2 separate regions of the Homo sapiens genome follow, and region 1 is linked to region 2. The links are chromatin loops, found by intact Hi-C in ENCODE. Cell type or tissue: Caco-2. All regions are shown on one strand. Links, peaks and the distances in the headings refer to the core of each region. The heading gives the core; the rest is flanking DNA.

The links. Hi-C counts contacts between places; a loop is a spot of excess contacts. Peaks named below come from ENCODE experiments on the same cell type or tissue, not always from the same donor. Only the 100,000 strongest peaks of a DNase experiment are listed, where the experiment ranks them.
Region 1: it touches region 2 in a loop (2.7-fold over the local background); 1 of 110 quality-filtered maps calls a loop at or near these places.

Annotation. Positions count from the first base shown.
Region 1 is chr2:42,381,290-42,393,599 of GRCh38, reverse strand. It overlaps a transcript of KCNG3 not described here. Among named protein-coding and RNA genes, the nearest start is that of COX7A2L, 26 kb to the right of the region's middle. In Caco-2, for the core only: CTCF peaks have their summits at 6,710 and 8,279 (motif pointing left); a DNase peak (open chromatin) is centred at 8,269.
Region 2 is chr2:42,459,020-42,471,329 of GRCh38, reverse strand. All of the region lies in intron 1 of KCNG3 (potassium voltage-gated channel modifier subfamily G member 3), which reads left to right. It also overlaps the pseudogene VDAC1P13 and the pseudogene RPS13P3. Among named protein-coding and RNA genes, the nearest start is that of KCNG3, 29 kb to the left of the region's middle. In Caco-2, for the core only: no CTCF peak of the experiment used is centred there; a DNase peak (open chromatin) is centred at 6,542.

The DNA of each region.
Region 1 (12,310 bases), core at 3,626-8,625, 77 kb after region 2:
TGAACTTCTTATGTTTGGACAGTTTGTTTGTTTGTTTTTGAGACAGAGTCTCACTCTATTGCCCAGGCTGGAGTGCAGTGGTGCAATCTCAGCTCACTGTAACCTCTGCCTCCTGGGTTTAATCAGTTCTCCTGCCTCAGCCTCCAGAATAGCTGGGATTACAGGTGCCCGCCACCACGCCCGGCTCATTTTTGTATTTTTAGCAGAGACAGGGTTTCACCATGTTGGCCAGGCTGGTCTCAAACTCCTGACCTCAAGTGATCTGCCCACCTTGGCCTCTCAAAGTTCTGGGATTACAGGCCTGAACCACCGTGCCTGGGCATTTTTTTTTTTTTTAATGTAAGAGATAAATAAAATTCTTTGTTTTTTTTTGTTTTCCTGTTTTATCATAATAATCACTTATTGCATGTCAAGTACTGTTTTAAATGCTTGGATTATGTACTAAGTTAATTCTCTTACTACCAACTCTATGAAGCAGGTACTATTATTATCCCTATTTTACAGATAAGAAATGAGGCACAGAGAGATTAGCTATTTTGCCCAAAGTTAATTAATTTGGGCTTAATATAATAACAATTTGTGTTTGTAAACTTTGTGCTAGACTGACTGACTTAAACTGCATCAACATAGCTGAACCCAATCCTAACTGATACGGCTGTGAAATCAACCCAATACTCCCATAGACAGTTTTGTTTTGTTTTGATACACATAGAAATTGACGCTTCTGGTCTTAAAGCTTGAAACTCACGTTGTTGTATCTGAGTTCTTTCCTCAGGAAAGGATCCCCAGGACTCTCAAAAGTATCAAAGAACTGAAGCTTACTAGATCATTGCGTCCAGACGATGAGATGCCAGGACCCTCATTCATCGAGATTACTTCCTTACCCCTCCTGAGTTCCTATTTTCCCATATATATTTACATTTCTTCCCTGCTTTATAAAGCCCTAATTTTAGTCAGTCAGGGAGATGGATTTGAGACCGAGCTCCCATCTCTTTGGCTGTAGCACCCAACTAAAGCCTTCTCTTTGGCCATAATTGTTGTCTCAGTGATTGGCTTTCTATGCTGCCAGCAGTAGGACCTAGACTGAACCCTGGTGTTTCAGTAACAGCTGTGCACTACCACCCCTGAATCTGCTACCACCACAGTGTTGTATTAGAGAATCAGCAGGTGGGGGACACCCATCCTCCCCTGGCATTACCCACTCCCTGACACCCAGGATGTGAAGGAAGGAGATCCCAAAGTTTCAGGTTGTAACTAGTAGTGCAACAAGCAAAGGGCCAAGGAGAAGCAGAGACTAGAGGAAGGGACCAGGTGACCTGGCAGGGCAGGGAGATGTGGGCTGCAGCATGGACTAAGAGCAGACGGGAGACAAACTCCCTTTCCCTGAATGCATTAGAGGAAGGTGGCAGGGAGAGCCTCCTGAGTTCATGCCTATAAGGCATTTCTGACATTTAGCATCATTTTCTTAGGCATAGGCTTTGGTACATCTTGACTTTATTTGAATTAAACTGATGAAATAATTATTTAGCGAATTTCAGATGCTCTAATTGTTATGAATAAAGAGATCCCTAAGATTTTGCTGTATCTTTGGTAGGAAAAATAGGGGGCCAAATTTTAAGATACTGATATGAGTGCCTGGCACCGTAAAAACATCTTTATTGATGGAATTCATCAAAGACAAGAGATATAAAATGTTTAGGCCGGGCGCGGTGGCTCACGCCTGTAATCCCAGCACTTTGGGAGGCCGAGGCGGGCGGATCACGAGGTCAGGAGATCGAGACCATCCCGGCTAAAACGGTGAAACCCCATCTCTACTAAAAATACAAAAAATTAGCCGGGCGTAGTGGCGGGCGCCTGTAGTCCCAGCTACTTGGGAGGCTGAGGCAGGAGAATGGCGTGAACCCGGGAGGCGGAGCTTGCAGTGAGCCGAGATCCCGCCACTGCACTCCAGCCTGGGCGACAGAGCGAGACTCCGTCTCAAAAAAAAAAAAAAAAAAAAAAAAAGAGATATAAAATGTTTAAAAGAGAGACAAGTGTATGCTAGACATCTACTCTTGATTATTGAGAAGGCTGGGAAGGACAGCTTTCTCAGGAAGCTGTAGAGAGAAATTTGGTCTGTTTCTGTTGCCACTTTGTTTCAATCCTTGGTCCCCAAACTGGCTGTAAATAAGCCAATCTTAAGGATGCTGTTGCAAGCTAGAAGGTGCTGGAAGCAGAGTTTGAGCTCATGCTAGTGAGCTGTGAGTTATGGGTGTTGAACCAGGTAGGTCACTTTGCCCTGGGTCTTTAGGCAACCATTAGGGGCTTGTCTTCTGGTCATAGAAGTGAGGACAATGTGGAGCGCTCCATGAGTAGGAGATGGCTTGCTGGGGGATTTCAATAGCACCATGTTAGAAATGTTCTTCTGCTCTAATTTCCCCTCATTCTTAATAAAGACACAAGACATAATGAGGCAAATGGGCCCTGTATTTGGAATGCAAATCTGGCCTGCAGAGCCACATCCTGGCAGAGCTGTCTGGGAGGAAAATAGTCACAGCAGCGCTCTCCAGAAGAGTCCTTCCTGAAGATTCCCCAGCTGAACCTGGGAGCTCAGCCTACAGCACTTTCCTCCGGAATGAGAGTTGGTGACTCTGGGGGAAATCCTAAGGCAAAACTGGACTGCCCAGAGAAACAAATAGGTGTCCCCAATGAACCTTGCTGAAAAGAGTCCAAATTGGACTCTCGGAGAAAATGAGGGGAAATGAAAATATAAGTGAATCAATCATGGTTTCAGACAGATTTGGAGCTAGGAAGATAACAGCCTGTGAATGCTGGTGGGAGAGCTGTTCTAATAGCTCACTGATTATTTGTTAAGTTTTCGAGTCATCTAAGAGAAACAGGCCTCTCTAAGGAAAGAACAAAGACTTTTTCAGTTTGACAGTTCTGAGAAAGGTGAGGAATAAGTCCACATGATCAAAATGGCCTTATTCAGAGGAGTCTGATAAACAACACAGCAGCCTTGTTTCCCTGGGTTTTAAAATTTTTGTCTTCCTCCTGATCATTCACGTATATCATTTCTCACTCCTTCGTTCACTTTTGCCCCTGGGGATTGGGTCATGCAGCAATCAGGAATACATCCAGGAACAAAATATTAAAGGCACCATCCTTGTTCTGCATTAGAGAGTGAACATTGTAGAGCTACGGAAAATGAAGCCAATCTTTCACCCAGGATGGCTCAGAATAGATCATTCCCTGGGATCTGCATCCACCATTCATAAATGAATCCAGAGCTTTTCTAAAGGAGCTTAAAAGATTTTATTCCTAATCCATTTTTTTTCTTAGAGCTTTGGAAATATGGCTCTGTAATTTAATGATTACAGGAGATGAGCAAAAGAATGAACTAAATAAGATAGCATCAGCTTGCTTTGTAATGAAGGGCCAAATTTTTCCAAATATAGAGCAAAATCCAATTTTGGTGCTGTTGTTTATAAATGTTTCCTGCATGACATTCACATGGGAGATGCAGTAGGAACACACATATGTCCTTTCCCACATAGAGAGCCTTCCCCTTGGCTCTTTACAAAGTTAGGGTGGGGGCAGTAAGCCACCATGGTCACTTTCTCTAAATCTCTGGCACTGCCCTATACAACAGTAAACTTTGCTGATGAAACAAATATAGGCAGAAACAAGACATACCCCAAAACAATGAATAACCACTAGTTAGCATCACAGACAGCAAGCCCCCAAAGCACCAGGGACTTTCTTGCAGTTGATAACAAATAAGATTTAAAAAGTGATGCCACACAAAATATGGTGTGGTGTCCTGGACTGGATACTGGAACAGTAAAAGAACCTTAGTGGAAAAAACTGGTGAAATGTGAGTAAAGTCTGCAGTTTAGTTAATTATGACATACCAATTTAAATTTCTTAGTTTTGACAAATGCACAATGGTCAGGTAATATATCAACATTAGGATAAACTGGGTGAGGTGTTTTCAGAAACTCCTCATGCTATAATTACAACTTTTCTGTAGATACAAATATATTCCAAAATAAAAAGTTTATTCTTGAAAAAGTGAAGTCACATTTTTATTTGTTACTACTGGGAGCATAAATGGGTCCAAATGTTCTGACACTGCTCATTAAAATCTTTAGAAATGTATGTGCCCACTGACCCATCATTTCATTCCCAGGAAATAGTCAAGGGCCTTTCTTTCAGCACTCTGAGTAAAGTTGGTAAGAAACCAGAAGTCCAAATTTAGGGACCATAGGAACAATAGTATAGCCATGCCAAAGAATTTACAAAGTTACTAACAGCGATGTTGGGGAAATGTTTGATGATGTGGAAAGACTATGATCATACACTGTTAAGTGATAAAAGCAGGTTACAAAGTAATCTACATGGGGCCGGCAAGGTGGCTCATGACTATAATCCTAGCACTTTGGGAGGCTGAAGGGGGAGGATCACTTGAGGTCAGGGGTTTGAGACCAGCCTGGCCAACATGGTGAAACCTTGTCTCTACTAAAAATACAAAAATTAGCTGGGTGTGGTGGCAGGTGCCTGTAATCCCAGCTACTCGGGAGGCTGAGACAGGAGAATCGCGTGAACCTGGGAGATAGGGGTTACAGTAAGCCGAGATCCTGCCACTGCATTCCAGCCTGGGTGACAGGGCGAGACTCCCTCTCAAATAAAATACAAACAAAAACCAAAACAAAGTAATCTACATAGTATGATCTCATTCAAAAAAAAAATTATGTGCTTAGAAGAAGGAGACAAGATATATCAAGGTATAAATAGTGGTTTTCTCTAGGCGGGTGAGACTATTGGGTGCCATAGACTGAATTGTGCCCCCTACCTCCAAATTCATATGTTGAACCCCTAACTCCTGGTGTGACTGTATTTGAGGATAGGGCTCTTAGGAAGTAATTAAGGTTAAATGCAATCATAGGATTCTACTCTAATAGGACTGGTGGCCTCACAAGAAGAGACAAGAAGAAAGCTGTCTCTGTGCACACACACCGAGGAAAAGCCATGTGAGCACACAGCGAAAAGGCAGCCGAGCCCACAAGCCAGGAAGAGAGCCCTGCACCCCAGAACTCAACTGTGAGAACATACATTCCTGTTGTTTAAGCCACCAGTCTGTGGTATTTTATGGCAGCCCAAGCTAAGACAGTGAGTATGTACATTTTCTTGTTTTTGCTCTCTGTTATTTTCTGTAGTGAATATCAATTGCTTTATTATTTAAAGAACAATAAATGTGAAACGTTTATTCTTAGGGCTCACTTCATTATCGACAGAAAGGAACACAGCTCTCTGGGTCTCTTTCGGGAATAGTATTGAGTGGGAACGGTGAGATCACCCAAAGATCATTTCCTCGCGGTGTCCACCTGCTGTCAGGCTCCTTATGCCAGGTGCTCAGGGAGGGGGCATGGACCCCCACATCCCTGGCATTGCCAATAATTTCTAGCTGAGCTTGCACAGTGATTTAGAGTTTAAAACACACATCTGTATATGTTAACTTAGTTGACTGCCACAAGCAGTAAGCAAGGCAGGCACGAGCAAGGCTTAGGGAGGTTAGGTGGCTTGCCCAATGTCACATGGCTAGTGGCAGTGGACCCAGGTCCAGGAACTGGGTTTCTTGGCTCCAAGAACAGTGCCCGACTCTGCTACTAGTTACTGCCTATCTAGTTCTTTCTTTTGCATCAGTCCTGGTTAATCTTGTGAGTAAGATTTGGAGAGCAGTCTCAATCCTCCAGAGTCCCACTCCAGGTATAAATTTCATATTGGAAATAGAAAGGTGTTACATTCTCCTACTTCCTTGCCAACCATGAGCTATTTCTGGGCCATGTGTTTTCCAGTACCCCAGAGGGTGTGCAGGCTGTGATAGAGGCTCCAGCAGCCAGTCTTGATTTATTCCTGTGCATCCACCTGGTGGCAAGGTGAAGCCTGGATGCTGGGCCCCAGAAAGAAGGTGGTGCTTGTGACAATGGCTTTGCTGCAAAAGCTAGAATCTGTCAATGTTGAAATCCAGCTTCAGACTTATCTATTTATGAATTTGTTCTGCATTGACAAGTATGAGCTTGGATAAACATCTTTAAATCCTCTTAGGGATTTTGCTGTTTTTGCATTAGCGAATAAGAACTGTTGCAGACATCGGCACTCTTTGCTAGATTTCTTAGTGTTCTAGGAGTTAAGTAAAATTTAAGGTGACTGAGTGGAAGAACTGGGAAGAGTTTGTATTGGCATGAGGATTGCTACTGCTCTCTTTGACTATGGAACTTAAAAATAATATTTACATATAAGGTAGAAAAATAAAGAGTATTGTTGGCCGGACGTGGTGGCTCACGCCTGTAATCATAGCACTTTGGGAGGCCGAGACGGGTGGATCACCTGAAGTCAGGAGTTCAAGACCAGCCTGACAAACATGGCGAAACCCCATCTCTACTAAAAATACAAAAATTAGCCATGCATGGTGGCGAGCGCCTGTAATCCCAGCTACTCCGGAGGCTGAGGCTGGAGAATCACTTGAACTCAGGAGGTTGAGGTTGCTGTGAGCCAAGATTGCGCCATTGCACTCCAGACTGGGCGACAAGAGCAAAACTCCATCTCAAAAAAAAAAAAGTATTGTAATATGTGCACTCAACAGATGTATGTCAGTGCTCAAACTGTGCAAGGCATCGTGCTAAACTTGAAGACATGCAAAGCTGAAGACCAAAATAACACCTGCTGTTAAGGCAAGGACTGTCCACTAGGGGAGATAGACATGCACACACATTATCATTACCCAAAGAGGGTGGAAATGTGGAGGATTCTTTTAATTGTTATAATCTCTAGGGGCCATCTCTGGCATTTGACCAGAGGAGAACTGACCTGGTGTCACAAAGCGGGGCAGTGTGATCAGAATCAGGACCGACCCAGATGTACAAACCCTCAGCCCCAATTCCCTTGAACTTCAACTCCATAGAAGAGAGTGCTGGAGGCTGGGCTGGCACCTCTTCCTCTCTACTTCACCCCTTACACCTGGAAGGCAAGAAGGCCCACAGCAAGAATGGGAGGGAGGCTTCTGTCAGAGGAAGAGAAGTGATCTGATAGAGGCCTTCCCTACTCCATAACTTCCAATCACTGTCTGATGAGGCAGAGTCAGGGCCAGACTCTTCAACATGGTCTCCAAGACCCTCCCTAAGTGGCCCAGCCTGTGGACATCAAGGATCAAGGAGCCCATCTCTCCTTGATCCTTTCCACCATCCTTGCTGACTTTCCTTGGAAGACCAGAATATGCTGCCCCCAAATTTGAAGGATTGATGAGCTGAAGATAAGAAGAAGCAGATGCAGGAAAGCTCTCTGCCCTTCCTGTATTTGCCTAAAAGCATGACACAGATTTACAGGGACAAAAGGTTTCCTGGCCCCCTCTTCTTCTTCTTTTTTTTTTTTTTTTTGTTTTTGTTTTTTGAGACCAAGTTTCGCTCTTGTTGCCCAGGCTGGAGTTCAGTTGTGCAATCTCGACTCACTGCAACCTCCGCCTCCCAGGTTCAAGTGATTCTCCTGCCTCAGCCTCCCTAGTAGCTGGGATTACAGGCAACTGCCATCACACCTGGCTAATTTTTGTATATTTAGTAGAGACGGGGTTTCACCATGTTGACCAGGCTGGTCTTGAGCGTCTGACCTCAGGTGATCCACCCACCTCGGCCTCCCAAAGTGCTGGGATTACAGGCGTGAGCCACCACACCTGGCCCCGGCTCCCTCTTCTACTAGGGAGGACAAAGTTTAACTGCTGAAGACAACTTTGGACCCTTATCGGCATGGAGATGGTACCAGAAGAATCTACATTAACGAGCCTTGGTAATTTGCCTTTATCTGCATGTATTTGCTCCCCCCCAGAGTGCTCCCCCTAGAGACCCAAAGTCCTTTTCTCTTGTCTTGTCACTTATCTAAAAATTTACTGTTCTTTGTTGAGAATAAGCTGGAATTCAAGGCTGCCTCTTTGAGAACTCTCATTGCCCGGGTGTCTCCCATGCACATGTGAACTCTACATGTTAATAAGCTTCTGTTCGTTTTTCTCTTGTGAATCTGTCTTTTGTTACAGGGGTCTGATGGGGGTTATTCTTTCCTGACACCTTGAAACCCTCCTGCATTTTGCTGACACTGTGACTTCCTGCATCATGTTCTCGTGTCACCTTCTTTCTCCTGAAATCTTAGGCACCATAGTCCAGCTCAGATGCTTCTGCCTCCCTCTTTCCACAGTCCCTGCCTTTGGAAGGGCTCCCTCTGCTGCTCCCAGTGCTTGGCTCGGCCTGCTGTCACAGCAGGTTGGTGGTGTCCTCCCATGAGTCTCTGAGGCTGTGTGTTCCTTGAGGGTAAGGACTTGGTCTTCCATCGGCGTCTCAAAGGCAGCGCTGGCAACATTCATTTTGGCATTTTTAGGGCCAGCCTCAGCCTTCCACATCCTCAGTGATGATAAATTTTTTATTTCTTCACTGGGATTGCATTTTCTCTCTGTCACTGTTTGACGCTTAGTAACTGGCCAACAAATCTTTGTTGAATTGATTTGAGGAAGGCATGAAGTGAGACTAGCACTGGGGAGAGGCACTTGTTCCCCAGTTATTTACAAGAAATAGTAGAAGCCTGAGGTTTTAAATGACAACTGGCAGCCCAGCTGATGGCCTGTGTGTCCCAGCTTCCTTGCAGCAGCAACAGCCTTGCTGACGACCACAGTCCAGAAACTGGCAAGGCTGGCACCTTGCAGAGCTGGGGGAAGGCAGGTGGGCAGGAGAGGGAAAAGGAGGCTTGGAGAGGCACCCAGCTGCTGTATATTTGGAAGGGAAGCGAGCATTTCAGCTTGAATGTTACAGTGTACTTCTCTTCGAACATTTCCTCTCACAAAGCCAGTAATAGAATCATTAATGATGTTTTTTAAATGTAGACAATCCATTCACCTGAGCAATTGTGAGGTTTAATGACCAGTAAGCTGATGGCTTAGGAGGCTGCTCTAATAACTTTATTTTTGCAAAATGAAAGAAAACTGCCCCAAAGAACTAGGTAGTTTTTAGAGAACTGCACAGTAAATTTAGTCACACCAGGACTGGAGATCCAATGGACTCCCAGTTAAAGTAAACCCACACAGCTGCTCCAGTCTGGAGAGCTAAAAGTTGTTGTTCATATATTCGAGCGCTAAGAAGTGCTGCAGTGTGCATTGTGCCAAATTCTCAGGCCTTTGCCCCTCACTGGGGCTATCCCCAGAGAGTCCCTGAGGAGGAAAGGGGCTAGGAGGATGGCTTACTGACCTGCAGTGGAACACTGTGTGTGGTCCTTACACCCAGGTGTCAGGCCTGCAAACACTCGGGTGGCTTTTCCATCTGTGTGGAAGCATTGTCCATTCACAGCCCTAAGACCCCTTAGACCACTAGCATGGCCAGTCGGGGATTCTGGGTTTATGAAACCAAAGGAAGCTAACCAAGGATGAGCGGTTTCAGGCTCTATTTATCTGACCGATTGGCTCCACACTGGTGGTAGAGGAGGTTTAGGCCACCAGGAACTGGTTTATATCACCAAGAGGCGACCAGAGACCAAGGGAAGAAGGGGATTGAGGCTGGGCCGGAGACTTGGGGTGTGATTGCTACTCTTCCTTCTCTAAGGACAGACGCAGTCACATGCTCATCGAAGTTGGCCTTTAAACGCCAGCACTTGATTTCTGGGCCAAACTGGCCTCTTCCCCTAGCAAAGCATGCCATGTGCTGCAGCTGCTTACCTCAAAGCTGTTGAAAAAGTTATTTGTTCTAAAAGAAAAATCATTTTTTTAAAAGACTACAGTGTGTCCCACCACCCAGGGTGTATGTCATGGAACAAATACGAGCCTGACATTGTTTGGGTTCTGTTTCAGGCCATTAACTTAATGGCTTTGGTTCTTAGAAACTCTGCTGCAGACAAGAGTTACCCTCTTACATAAACATATTCATCTGGCTGAAAAATGTATTATTGTTTTCTGAGTAATGGTCATTTAAAGTAATGTGTGTGTTTTGCCCCTTCTGATCATTGTGAATATTTAGGCCCTTTGGGAAAATGGTAACAGCCCCAAGAAGCTCAAAGAACTGCAGAATTTCCTTTTCCTCTCAATCAGATTGGGTATTATAATCATTTTGCACAAGTTGAAGACTGGTACCAGGCCGTCACTGCTGAGAAGATAATTAGGAGATAATGTCAGTGGCAGAGAAAGTTGTCAGAGCAGAGTGGTCTCCTGCCGCTCTCAGAGTGCTCAGAGTGGATGTGGGAAGGGTGGGGGGAGTGAATTCTTTAGTGGAGATGAATGTGGAGAAGAGCCAGCTATTCTTTTGCCGCTAAGGAGATGATCATCTTGCAGCTATATTCTGCCAACAGCATATCCTACCTAATACCCATCTCGCTCTGCCTCCAACTTCCTTACCTAGAGATCAGGCGGAGGTGCTGCTGATTATTACAGGCACAGCTAAGATAAGGAGGCAGCTCACTGAATTTAATTCACTGAGGCAGCAATCAATTTTGTGCCAAAGCTTAACTTCCATTTGGTTAATATTTTGCACTTGGGCGGGGCGCGTGGCTCACGCCTGTAATCCCAGCACTTTGGGAGGCCAAGGTGGGTGGATCACGAGGTCAAGAGATCAAGACCATCTTGGCCAACATAGTGAAACTCTGTCTCTACTAAAAATACAAAAAAATTAGCTGGGCATGGTGGCGTGCACCAGTAGTCCCAGCTACTCGGGAGGCTGAGGCAGGAGAATTGCTTGAACCGGGGAGGCAGAGGTTGCAGTGAGCCGAGATCGGGCCACTGCACTCCAGCCTGGGAACAGAGTGAGACTCCATCTAAAAAAAAAAAAAAATTGCACTTGGTGCTCATCCCCTGAAAACTGAACACCAACTGTTGATGCAAGACAGGTTGTACAGTTGAAGGGCAGAATGGTGGGCAGTCAGAGAACAGCTGGCAGGGGACCCGAGACCTGAGGTCTGGCCCACCTTAGTGGGCTGGCCTCCCCCCACTCCGCCCCTGCTGCATTAGGGACATACGCGTGACAGGGCCCAGTGTCTGCGAGGCAGGCCTTGTGATGAGATTCTAGATTCAAATTTAGATTTTCCAAAGTAAACAAAAATCCACTGTATGTGGTAAGCTAGCAGAGCATTCCGGACTGTGAGTGTGTGTGATGCTTGCTTATGGAAACACTGTGTTCCTGAAGGTTTTTGATGGAACGAGATGCCATGTGCTTCCAACTTTGTCAGTCACCACTGGTCAGCCAGCTGGCTATGGGCTGTGGCCCCAGTGTTTGTCGTGGGTGGGGATTATTTGCTCCCTCTTCCCTTTTCTCTCTGTTTCCTCTTCACCTCTTACTTGTTCCATTTCTGGGCTGACCAGATAGCATCGCAGGCATCATGCATTTTATTCCTTTGGGGGAAAATAATTCACATTTAATCTCTGATTGGGCACTTAGCACAGTGCCTGCCCATAATAGACCCTTAACAAGAATCCGTGGGGTGAATGAGTGAAGAGAAAATTTCCATATTCTTTCTCTTTCGCATCAAGAAACTAGACAGGTGACTCCAGTGCCTCTGAGTTGCAGACTTTCTGGTTTAATCCACCAACCCATATCCACCCAAACTGGGATGTCTTGGGAGGACTGCTATCCTGGATTTGCACCTGGGAGCAGCCCTAGGGATGGCTGGCAGGGACCAGCGATCTTGTCATCATGGACCCCACAGTGAAGCCTGGCAGCCCGCTTGAGCTCTTCACACTCAGAAAGGTCTTGTCACCTATGATAGCTTTCTATGGCCCTTTTTCCCTTCATGATCCCAACTCAAAGACCAAAGAATGAACGCAGATATGGTATACACATGGTCTGTAAACAGCCAAAGAACACAAAATTCATTGAAACAAGAACATAAAGGGAAACAAAAGTTCATCCTAACAGAATGAACTTGATGAATTTATAATGACTGGGATTTATATTCTTTTGAGAGGAAACCATTAATGATCAGAGATGGACCCTGATGTACTGTGACTGGAAACTGATAACTGGTTAAAGATCATGACAAGCAGGCAGGCGCGGTGGCTTACGCCTGTAATTCCGGCACTTTGGGAGGCCAAGGCGGTCAGATTACCTGAGGTCAGGAGTTCAAGACCAGCCTGGCCAACATGGTGAAACTCTGTCTCTACTAAAAATACAAAAATTAGCCGGGTGTGGTGACACACGCCTGTAAACTCAGCAACTTAGGAGGCTGAGGCAGGAGAGTTGCTTGAGCCCGGGAGACAGAGGTTGCAGGGAGCTGAGATCATGCCACTACACTCCAACCTGGCCGACAGAGCGAGACT
Region 2 (12,310 bases), core at 4,003-9,002:
TTGGATAATAATCTATTGTATGGTTATGCAACATGTTGTTTACCCATTCATCAGTTGAACATTTGTATTGTTTTTACTTTTTGATTATTATGACTGCTATAAACATTTGTGTCCAAATTTTTGTGTGAATATATATATATATATACACACACACACACACACACACACACACACTTTTTTGAGACAGTCTCACTCTGTTGCCCAGGCTGGAGTTCAGTGGCACGATCATAGCTCACTGCAGCCTTGAAGCCCTAGGCTCAAGTGATCCTCTACCCTCAGCTTTCCAAGTAGCTGGTGCTACAGGCATTTACCACCACGCCTGGCTAATTTAAACATTTTTTGTAGAGTTAGGATCTCACTGTGTTGCCCAGGCTGGTCTCGATCCTCAAGTGATCCTTCCACTTTTGCCTCCCAAAGTGCTGGGATTACAGGTGTGAGAGCCACGCCACCTGGCCCCCCACTTCTTTTTTTTTGAGACAAGGTCTTGCTCTGTTGTCCAGGCTGGAGTGCAGTGATGTGACCATGGCTCACTGCAGCCTCAGCCTCCCATGTCAGCCTCCTGAGTACCTGGGACTACAGACATATGCCACCACGTCTGGCTAATTTTTGTACTTTTTTGTAGAGACAGGTTCCCACTGTGTTGCCCAGGCCAGTTTCAAACTCCTGGGCTCAAGCTATCTGCCTGCCTCAGCCTCCCAAAGTGCTGGGATTACAGTTGTGAGCCACCGTGCTTGATCCTGACTTTTCTTTTTCTAAATGGTTGATTATACATCCTAGGTACTGATTGTGTATTGCAAATATCTTGTCTTATTTATTTATTTTAAAATATTTGTAGAAACAGGGTCTTACTATGTTGCACAGGCTGGTCTTGAACTCCTGCATTCCTCCTGTACGGACCTCGAAGTGTCTGGAGTACAGGCGTGAGCTACAATGCCTGACTGCAAATATCTTTCTGACTGTGGCTGGTATTTTTACTTTGTTTATGGTGTTTTGGGGCTTATAGAATCTGTACATTTTTTTAAAATTTAAACAATTATTTTATTGCGTGAGTACATAGACAAATTTATGCGACCAGGACAGAGGCTGTAGATGACTCATATTTCCAATTGGGAGGGAGGACTCGCTTTGTCTTATAATATCAAGCCAAATGGTGAATCTGACGCTCTATCAGAATCAGACAGAATTTAGCATCCTTATCCTTTCTATTCCTCTCAAGATGCTTTTGAACAGCAACTGCTTTCTTAATTAAATGGTAGAGATCTTCAGGGAGATCAGGAGCAAGTCCTTTGGACTTAAGAATTCTTAAGATTTTATTGCCTGTCACAAAACGTACTTGTGCAACACCATGTGTCTCTCTGTATCACACCGGTTTGTGAAGGAGTCAGGCCTTGTTGGCCAGTTTGTAAATCTCCTTCATTTCATCAGATGTCAACTTCAGCCAAGTGGTGATGCTGCACTGTTAGGGTAGAGCCAACCAGGACAGGCCCTTCCTGGGAGCATGCATGCAACCCATGATGGCAGCAGTCAGGCAGCGAAAGGAAGAAGCTGTACATTTTAACAGACAAATTTATCAAATTTTTCTTTATGATTAGTGTGATTTTTAACTTGTCTGAGAAAATATCCAATATCGTCTCCAAGATCATAAAGATTCTTTTATATTTTCTTTAAAGTTTTAAATATATTTATAAATAATTTACTTAACTTTTACATTTCAAATTGAGTCTTTAGTCCACCTATTATTATTTATGTGAGGAATTTAATTTTATTCACGTGGATAACACTTTCCTTAGCACTACAGAATAGTCCAGTATGTACTTCACTAATCTGAAGAGCCTCATTTGCCATTTATCTTGTTTCTGTGGGTATGTGGATCTACTTCTAGGTTCACTATCCTATTTTTTTTTTTTTTTTTTGAGACAGAGTCTTGCTCTGTCACCCGGGCTCGTGTGCAATGGCCTGATCTTGGCTCTCTGCAACCTCCGCCTCTTGGGTTCAAGCGATTCTTCTGCCTCGGCCTCCTGAGTAGCTGGGATTACAGGCATGCACCACCACACCTGGCTAATTTTTGTATTTTTAGTAGAGATGGGGTTTCCCCATGTTGGCCAGGCTGGTCTCCACCTTCTGACCTCGTGATCCAGCTGCCTCGGCCTCCCAAAGTGCTGGGATTACAAGTGTGAGCCACTGCGCCCGGCCTGCCATCCTATTAATTCCAGCATTCACACTATACTGTCTTAATTACTGAAATAATATAATCAGCTTATTAATTACCATGAAAACCCTTCTTGGGAATTTTGATCACATTACACTAAAATTTTTTGCATTAAATTTATGGATTTAGGGAGTTGGCATTTTTTTTTTTTTTTTTTTTTTTTTTTGGAGACGGAGTCTTGCTGTGTCGCCCAGGCTGTAGTGCAGTGGCATGATCTCGACTCACTGAAACCTCCGCCTCCCAGGTTCAAGCAATTCTCTGCCTCAGCCTCTGGAGTAGTTGAGATTACAGGTGCCTGCCACCAAGCCCAGCTAATTTTTTTGTATTTTTAGTAGAGACGGGGTTTCACCATCTTGGCCAGGTTGGTCTTGAACTCCTGACTTCGTGATCCACTTGCCTCATCCTCCCAAAGTGCTGAGATTACAGGCGTGAGACACTGCGCCCAGCCTGAGAGTGGGCATTTTTACATTATTTAGTTTTATTATCCATGAACATAGTATATAATTCCACTTACTCCACTATTCTTTAATGTCTTTCAATAAAGTTTTATGATTTTCATCTAAAAATTATTTTATATCTTTTGTTAGATTTATATCTAGGTACCTTATAACTTGTGTTGCTATTGCTGATTATATCCTTTTTAAAAATTATAATTTCTGCCTTTTGCTGATATAGCTGTACAGTTGATTTTGTACCTTCATCTTACTTGTAGCAGTATAGACTGTCCCTAATTTATGATGGTTCAATTTAAGATTTTTTGATTTTATGATGAGTTTATTGGAATTTAACTTCATTGTATGTCAAAGAGCACCTGTACTTTTCATTTATTCTAATAATTCAAAGGGTCTATTTTTGTTGTAATGTAGACAGTGATACTGTCTGGAAATAAAGACAGTCTTTGCAACCTTTATAATACCTTTGTCTTGCTGCAGTGACTAAACCCTCTAGAGTTGTACTGATGAGAAATGGTGACAGCCGGCATTCTTGTCTTTTTATTTTTATTTTTAAATGCATTTTTGGATCACATTTGCTAATTTATGTAGAATTTTTGCATCTGTGTTTCTAAGTAAGATTGGCCTACAGTTTTTCTCTCTTGTACTGTCTGTCTGGGTTTGGTATCAACATTTCAGTAACTTTTTTTTTTTTTTTTGAGACAGGGTCTCATTCTGTCACCCAGGCTGATGTGCAGTGGCATGATAATGGCTCACTGCAGCCTCAATCTCTCCAGGCTCGGGTGATCCTCCCACCTCAGCTCCCCAGTAGCTAGGACTATAGGGGCATGCTACCATGCCTGGCTAATTTTTGTATTTTTTGTAGAGACAAGAGTTTCGCCATGTTGTCCAGGCTGGTCTTGAACTCCTGGGCTCAAGCAGTCTGCCTGCCTTGGCCTCCCAAAGCGCTAGGATTACTGTTGTGAGCCATCACACATGGTTCTAATTTTTTTTTTTTTTTTGAAACAGAGTCTCACTCTGTCACCCAGGCTGGAGTGCAGTGGCATGATCTCAGTTCACTGCAACCTCCACCTCCTGGGTTCAAGTGATTCTCCTGCCTCAGCCTCCTGAGTAGCTGGGATTACAGGCATGTGCCACCATGCCTGGCTCATTTTTGTATTTTTAGTAGAGATGGGTTTTCACCATGTTGGCCAGGCTGGTCTTGCACTCCTGACCTCAGATGATCCACCCGCCTTGGCCTCCCAAAGTGCTGGGATTACAGGCGTGAGTTGCTGCGACTGGCCTTTCACTGACTTTTTAAAATGAGTTGGTGACTGCTTTTTTAATTATTTGGGACAGTGTTATATAAAATAGGAATTATTCATGCTTGGTATATGATAGAACTTGCCTGTAAAATCATCTGGACCCGGTATGCATCTTTTGGTGAATAGATGTCAAAGTGTAGATTCAATTTTTTTCATGATTGTAGGACCGTTCAGTTTTTCCAGTTATTCTAAAACTGAAAATTTTGGTCTGATTCATTTTTCTGGGAAATTGTCCATTTCACCTAAATTTTCACATTTATCTTCATGGAGTGGTTTAATATATTTTTATGTTTTTATAAAAGATCTGTTTTTGGCCGGGCGCAGTGGCTCCTGCCTATAATCCCAGCACTTTGGGAGGCCGAGGCGGGCGGATCACCTGAGGTCAAGAGTTGGAGACCAGCCCGGCCAACATGGTGAAACCCCATCTCTACTTAAAATACAAAAATTAGCCAGACGTGGTGGCAAGTGCCTGTAATCCCAGCTACTAGGGAGGCTGAGGCAGGAGAATCGCTTGAACCCGGGTGGCAGAGGTTGCAGTGAGCCGAGATCGCACCACTGCACTCCAGCCTGGATGACAGAGCGAGACTCCATCTCAAAAAAAAAAAAAAAAAGGAAGAGTATTTGCAGTTTTTGCCACTAATTCCTATGGCAAAAACCACAATTAACTTTTGTACCAGTCTACCATTCTGTACTCCCACCAACAGTACACAGTCGTGTGTCGCATAACGACCGGAGATGCTTGGGAGATTTCTTTGCTCTGTGAACGTCATAGAGAGTCCTCACACAAACCTAGATGGTACTGCCTGCTACATACTTCACCACTTAGGCTGTATAGTATAGCCTATTGCTCCTAGGCCACAAGCTTATGCAGAATCTACTGAATACTGTAGGCAGTTACAACACAGTGGTAAATACTTGTGTATTGTATTTCGTTTTTGTTTTTGTTTTTGTTTGTTTGAGACAGAGTCTCTCTCTGTTGCTGAGGCTGGAGTGCAGTGGCACATGATCTTGGCTCACTGCAACCTCCGCCTCCTGGTTTCAAGCGATTCTCCTGCCTCAGCCTCCCGAGTAGCTAGGATTACAGGCAGGCACCACCACGCCTGACTAATTTTTGTATTTTTGTTAGAGACAGGGTTTCACCATGTTGACCAGGCTGGTCTCGAACTCCTGACCTTAGGTGATCCGCCTATCTTGGCCTCTCAAGGTGTTGGGATTACAGATGTGAGCCATTGTGCCTAGCCTATTTGTGTATTTAAACATACCTAAACAGAGAAAAGGTATAGTAAAAATGCAGTATTATAATCTTATGGAACTACTGTCATATATACGATCCATTGTTGACAGAAATGTCATTATGTGGTGTATGACTGTATACGGTTTCAGTTACTTCACAAACTTGGTGTTATTGGTTTTACAAATTTTTGTTATTCTGTCTCAAGTGTAGTAATGTCTCATTGTGGTGTTAATTTCTCTGATGACAGAGTTGATCATCATTTTCATTAGCTTATTGGCTTTTTACATAATTTATTATGTGAAATGTTTGTCCACATAGCCTATTTTTTAAAAAATGGGTTATTTTTGCTATTGAGTTTCAGGAGTTCTTTGTACAATCTGGATACTAGTCCTTTGTCAGATAAATGTGTTGTGAATATTTTCCTCTAGTTTTTTGGTTTGCCAATTTATTTTCTTAGTGGTGTCTTTTACTATACTAAAGTTTTAAATTTTGGTGAAGTCTAATTTATCAGTATTTTCTTTCATGATTACTACTTTTTGTGCCCTATGTAAGAAAGTTTGCCTACTTGCTCAGTCACAAACATTACTCCTGTGTTTTCTTCTAAAATCTTTATAGGCTGAGGACAATGGCTCACTCCTGTAATACTAGCACTTTGGGAGGCTGAGGTGGGTGGATCACTTGAGCCCAGGAGTTCAAGACCAGCCTGGGCAACATGGTGAAATCCCGTCTCTGCTAAAAATACAAAAACTAGTTGGGCGTGGTGGTGCACACCTGTAGTCCGAGCTACTTGGGAGGCTGAGGTGGGAGGATCACCTGAGCCTGGGAGGTAGAGGTTGCAGTGAGCCATGATCGTGCCACTGCACTCCAGGCTGAGCGACAGAGCCAAACCCTGTTTCAAAAAAAAAAAAAGAAAGAAAGAAAGAAATTAAATACTCTTAAAAAAATAAAATCTTAAAGTTTTCACTTTTAAATTTAGTACTACACTCATTCTCATTAATTTTTGTGTGTGGTATGAAGTAAGGATAGTAATGCATTATCTCTAATTGTTAAAATCAACACACCAAATATATCATTTTGTCCTAAATATTCCATTAGACTGATAAAACAGTTGAACTCTCTAATGATTAAATTTTTTGTACCATTAATTTAGTCAAGCAACGTATTTTCTGGGTACCTATTAAGTGCCATGATTAGGCAATATAGTGTTTTTTGTTTGTTTTTTTTAAAGACACACAGCCCTACTTGCTTCCTAGCTGGAGAGACAGACGGCTGAATTTACAACCACTACACGTTGTGCTATGTGCACTGCTAGAGATAAGCACTGACTGCTGTAGGAACATCAGGGAGAAGCTCAGCCATGCTAGTGGACCTAAGATAAGGATTCCCTGGGGTGGTGATCCTTGAGCTCAGACTTGAAGGCCTGGTTGATGCTGGCCAAGAAGGGAGGGTAGATGTGCAAAGGCAAGAGGCGTGAGAAGACTGGGGACTGTGTTACTTTCCATTAGTTGGAGCAGATGGTACAAGGCGGAGAGTGGCAGATCTGAAGCTTTGGATGATAACTCATGCATTTTAGCTGTTATCTGTGGAGAGTTAGGAGTCAGCAATACCTCAGTACTCAGAGTATTCGAGTATTGCTGCTTTTAGTACTGCGAATGTTTTTGTATTCATGACTATAGACTAAAACACTTAGCTTATTGTTTCAGGAAGACCTTATAGTCTAGATACTTTGAAATATCCCTACCTTTGTTTAAATCTTTTGTTTTGGCCAGGCTCAGTGGCTCATGGTCTGTAATCTGAGCACTTTGGGAGGCCAAGGCAGGTGGATCACTTGAGGCCAGCAGTTCTAGACCAACCTGGGCAACTTGTTTTAATGTACATTTGGAAACTTTGTGTGCGTAGAAGTATCATTGTCCTAATGTTTGCAGTGAGTACCTAGTACACAGTAGTTAAGTAAGAATAATCTGAGTTGAGCACTGGACACATTAGTTACCTGTTGTTAGGAAATAGCAAATAATGATATCAGAATGAACTACCTCGCTTTTCAAAATGTCATTTGTTGAGGCAGCCCCCGCTGCAGCCACCACCGAGCCTGCCACCACCACTGAGCCCACTGCCACCGCCTCTAAGCAGAAGATGGTTAAGCCTCCCACGTACGCTGATCTTGGCAAATCTGCCAGGGATGTGTTCACCAAGGGCTGTGGATTAGGCTTAATAAAACTTGATTTGAAAACAAAATCTGAGAAGGGATTAGAATTTACAAACTAGGCTCAGCCAACACTGAGGCCACCAAAGTGACTGGCAGCCTGCGAACCAAGTACAGATGGACCAGATATGGCCTGACAGTTATGGAGAAATGAAACACTGACCGCACACCAGGCACCGAGATTGCGTGGAGGATCAGCTTGCATGTGGACTGAAGCTGACCTTTGATTCATCGCTTGTCACCTAATGCTGGGGGGAAAAAATGCTAAAATCAAAACTGCTATAGGCAGGAGCATATCAACCTGGGTTGCACCGTGGATTGTTGAGGCTTCAATCTGGGGTGCCCTGGTGCTGGGTTATGAGGGCTGGCTGGATGGCTACCGGATGAATTTTGAGACCACAGAGTTTTAAGAGAAGCAGAGGGACTTTACTCTTGGCTACAAGATTGATGAATTCCAGCTTCACACTTATGTGAATGACGGGGCAGAGTTTGGCACCTTTGTTTCCCAGAGGTGAATAAGAAGTTGGACACTGCTGTTAAGCTTGCCTGGATATCAGGAAACAGTAACACTCACTTCATCAGGAAACAATAACACTCACTACAGCAGGCAAGTATCAGATGGACCCTGATGCCTGCTTCTTGGCTAAAGTGTACAACCCTAGCCTGATAGGTTTAGGGTACACTCAGACCGTAAAGCCAAGTATCAAGCTGATGCTGTCAGCTCAGCTGGATGGCAAGAACGTCGATGCTGGTGGCCATGAGCTTGGTCTAGGATTAGAATTTCAAGCACAAATGAATACTGTACAGTTGTTTAATTTTAAACTATTTTGCAGTGTAGCTACCTTCAGAATTTAATGTATCTTTTAACATATATTTGAGATGCAAGTATTGCTACATTTCATGCTAGACCTCCAGGTTAAAGATGATTCAAAGAGTGCTACCTTTTCAGACATACAGAAGAAACCCAATTCCAAAAAAGGTCCTTTTAGCTGTAGACTTGGGGGGAATTTGGTAGCCCTTCTAGAGATGCCAGGTTTTAAAAAAATCTTGCAGTGGCTGCAAGTGGAAGATGATTATGTATAGGCACTTTGTAAATTTGTATTGAATAAATGAATGAAACTGTGACTTCCTGATAATTGAACCTTGGTTTCCTAACCCCAGTTGATCAGAGGCTCATTGCTTCGTGGTGTGTACAAATTCACCTGACAAAGACTTTTTAATTTTTATTATTTATTTATTTATTTTTGAGACAGAGTCTCACTCTGTCGCCCAGGCTGGAGTGCAGTGCTGTAGTCTCAGCCCACTGTAACGTCTGCCTCGTGGGTTCAAGTGATTCTCGTGCCTCAGCCTCTCCAGTAGCTAGGATTACAGGCACGTGCCACCACGCCCGGCTAATTTTTGTATTTTTAGTAGAGACGGGGTTTAACCATGTTGACCAGGCTGGTCTCCAACTCCTGACCTCAAGTAATCCAAAGTGCTGGGATTACAGGCATGAGCCACTGCACCCGGCTAAGGGATCTTTTTAGACAGATCTTCATGACCTGTTCCCATCCCAGTCCTTCATCACCTGTCTTATACCAAAAGGTCTGCAGGGTGTGATAGCTGCTTCTTTTCTACCATTTTGGGGTGGAGAGGGTGGATCTGATGAAGCTGATAATTCAGGACTGAATTCCTTCTCTTGTTGTGCTTTTTTGCCCTTGCACTAGAGTATGAAATAGCTTCCAGGAGCTCCAGCTATAAGCTGGGGAGAGGTTGTGTGATTGTAATCACATGGTGACAACACTTAAAATCTAAATTGGACTTCTGTTGCATTCTCACCACTCAATTTATTTTTTAGCAGTTTAATGGGTACATTTTAGAGTCTTTCATTTTGTGTGGAATTAGATCCTCCCCTTCAAGTGCTGTAATTAACATCACTTAAAATAAAACTTGAATAAAATATTGAAACCTCAAAAAATTAAAAATATCATTTGTTGAAATTCATCTTCCCAAGTTGTTCTGTAGATAAAAACTATCTTGAAGCCAAAATGGTAATATACTATTAAAGAAAAGAATTGTTATCACTTTTTGTAAGGTGATCTTGTTTGAAGAGGTAGATCTTGATATCCTTTCTAGTCTCATAATTCTTTTACTAATGAACTGCCAGTTAAATAAAAAGGGAATAGAACCCATGTGGTAGTCATGTATGGAATAGGAACAGATTATTGAGATTGATCTTCTTGTATTATTTAGGCAAATATATGTACATTGGGGTGGTGGTGAAGGTGCAGAAAGGGATTGTGGCACCTGAAGATTAAGGGGGCCCACCCGGAGTGGAGAGTGTGGGGCCGGGGACCACAGGTGCTGTCAGGCCTGGGTTTCTGCTGCTGTCATCTCTGGAAAGTTTTTAGCAGTGAGAGTCAGAACCACAGATTTTTGATCTCTTCGCCTGTATGCATATGTCCTCTACAGCATGGTAGTCTTCTGAAAACACACTCCCTGGCTCTGGTGAAGAGAAGTGCACCCTGATTTCTGGGTCAGTCAGAAATCTTGAGAGTTTCTGACTCTCAAGAGCCTCAGGCAAGGCGCACACAGAAACACCTCTGGTTTGTCCATGGAGCCAGTTCAGAGCTAAGGAAAAAGCAACCCAAGTCCTCTGTTAGAGCGTAATGAACACGAACACTGATGCATGGGATGGATGAAATTCTTTATGTAAATTAGCTCCTAGAAGATGATGTCTACCTTTTTTTTTTTTTTTTTTTTTTTGTTTTGTTTTGTTTTGTTTTTGGAGACAGAGTCTTGCTGTGTCACCCAGGCTGGAGTGCAGTGGCGTGATCTCGGCTCACTGCAAGCTCCACCTCCTGAGTTCACGCCATCCTCCTGCCTCAGCCTCCCGAGTAGCTGGGACTACAGACGCATGCTGCCACGCCTGGCTAATTTTTTGTATTTTTAGTAGAGACGGGGTTTCACCACGTTAGCCAGGGTGGTCTTAATCTCCTGACCTTGTGATCTGCCCACCTCGGCCTCCCAAAGTGCTGGGATTACAGATATGAGCCACCGCGCCTGGCCTACCTTTTTATCAGTTAAGAAAATCAAAGGAATAGTCAGAGTAGCCATTTTTTTGTAAGATGTTTTGGGGTGCCTTTTGTTTTCTTCACTTGCCTTTCCATTTAGGGGAAGCCTAAACACTGGTCAGTGGCCCAGTGTCGTGTACCTGTTTAATCTATGTAGGGCATCTGCTCACATCTGTGTTTTGTTTTGTTAACTTTTTAAATGTAATTGCTTTTACTTCATCAGGTATCTGGCACTTTCCTGATTTTGTTTTTGCCAAATTAAATCGCCACTTTCTCAAAGAAGCTTTCCGTGGTCTCCCAGATGAAGAAAAACTTATCTTCTTCTGAACTTAATGCACATCAATTATAGCATTTATTACTTTCTACATTCTATTTTTGAGTTCTTAAGGATTGGATTGTTGTTAGGGAGGGTATATCTTACCCTTTGCTAGGTCGCAAACTTTCAGTCTGTTTTATCTTCTTTTAAAAATCTTTTTATTTTGAAATGATTTAATTATTAATTAATTAGTTAATTGATTTATATTTAGAGAGAGTGTTGCTTTGTTGCCCAGGCTGGAGTGCAGTGGTATAATCATGACTCACTGCAGCCTCAAACTCCTGGGTACAGGCAATTCTCCCACCTTCTGAGTAGCTAGGGCTACAGGCGTGCACCATCATGCCTGCTATTTTTTTTGTAGAGATAAGGGTCTTGCTATGTTGTCCATGCTGGTCTCATACTCCTGGCTTCAAGAAGTCCTCCCACCTCAACCTCTCAAAGTGCTGGGATTACAGATGTAAGCCACCTTGCCTGGCTTAAAATAGTTTTATACTTGCAAGAAGTTGCAAAAACAGCACAGAGAGTTCTGTTTTACCCTTCATCTGGTTTCCCCAATGATAACATCTTTTTTTTTTTTCTTTTTGAGATGGAGTCTCTCTCTATTGCCCAGGCTGGAGTGCAGTGGTGCAATCTCGGCTCCCTGCAAGCTCCACCTCCCGGGTTCACACCATTCTCCTGCCTCAGCCTCCCGAGTAGCTAGGACTACAGGTGTCCGCCACCATGCCCAGCTAATTTTTTGTATTTTTAGTAGAGACAGCGTTTCACCATGTTAGCCAGCATGGTCTCGATCTCCTGACCTCATGATCCACCCGCCTTGACCTCCCAAAGAGCTGGGATTACAGGCGTGAGCCACCACGCCCGGCCGATAACATCTTACATAACTGTGCTTAAGTTCTATCTTTAGTTTATCTTTATGCACCTCTCTGTGGCTCTGTAGAGCCTGACATACATTAGGCAGTCACTCATGAGCTTTGTTGCATGGTGAATGAATTAATGGGCTCCATGGGCTTACAGCCACATCCAGGTTAATATGTTGTCATCCCATCCTGACTTGAGGACATTGCATCATCCTGGCTACAAGTGACCTGTCTCAACAGACTCAGACTGAAGCCATGCACATTTCGTGCCTCCTTTGTGCACATTAGTTGACTTGCCAGGCAGGGAGGGTGAGAAAGGACTCTGGGATAAATGCCCACACTCTGAGATTTATTTCAAAATAAGACATGAGGGAGGTAGATGAGGATGTGGAGCGGGTCAGAACTGGCTTTGGGCTGATGGTGAATGGGGCTGGGTATCTGGGGGGTCATAAAACCATAATACCATTCTGTCTTCTCACTCTCTCTATTTTTTTTTTTTTTTGAGACGATGGAGTTTCGCTCTTGTTGCCCAGTCTGGAGTGCAGTGGTGCGATCTTGGCTCACTGCAACCTCCACATCCCGGGTTCAAGCGATTCTCCTGCCTAAGCCTCCCGAGTATCTGGGATTACAGGCGTGTGCCACCACGCCCAGCTAATTTTGTATTTTTAGTAGAGATGGGGTT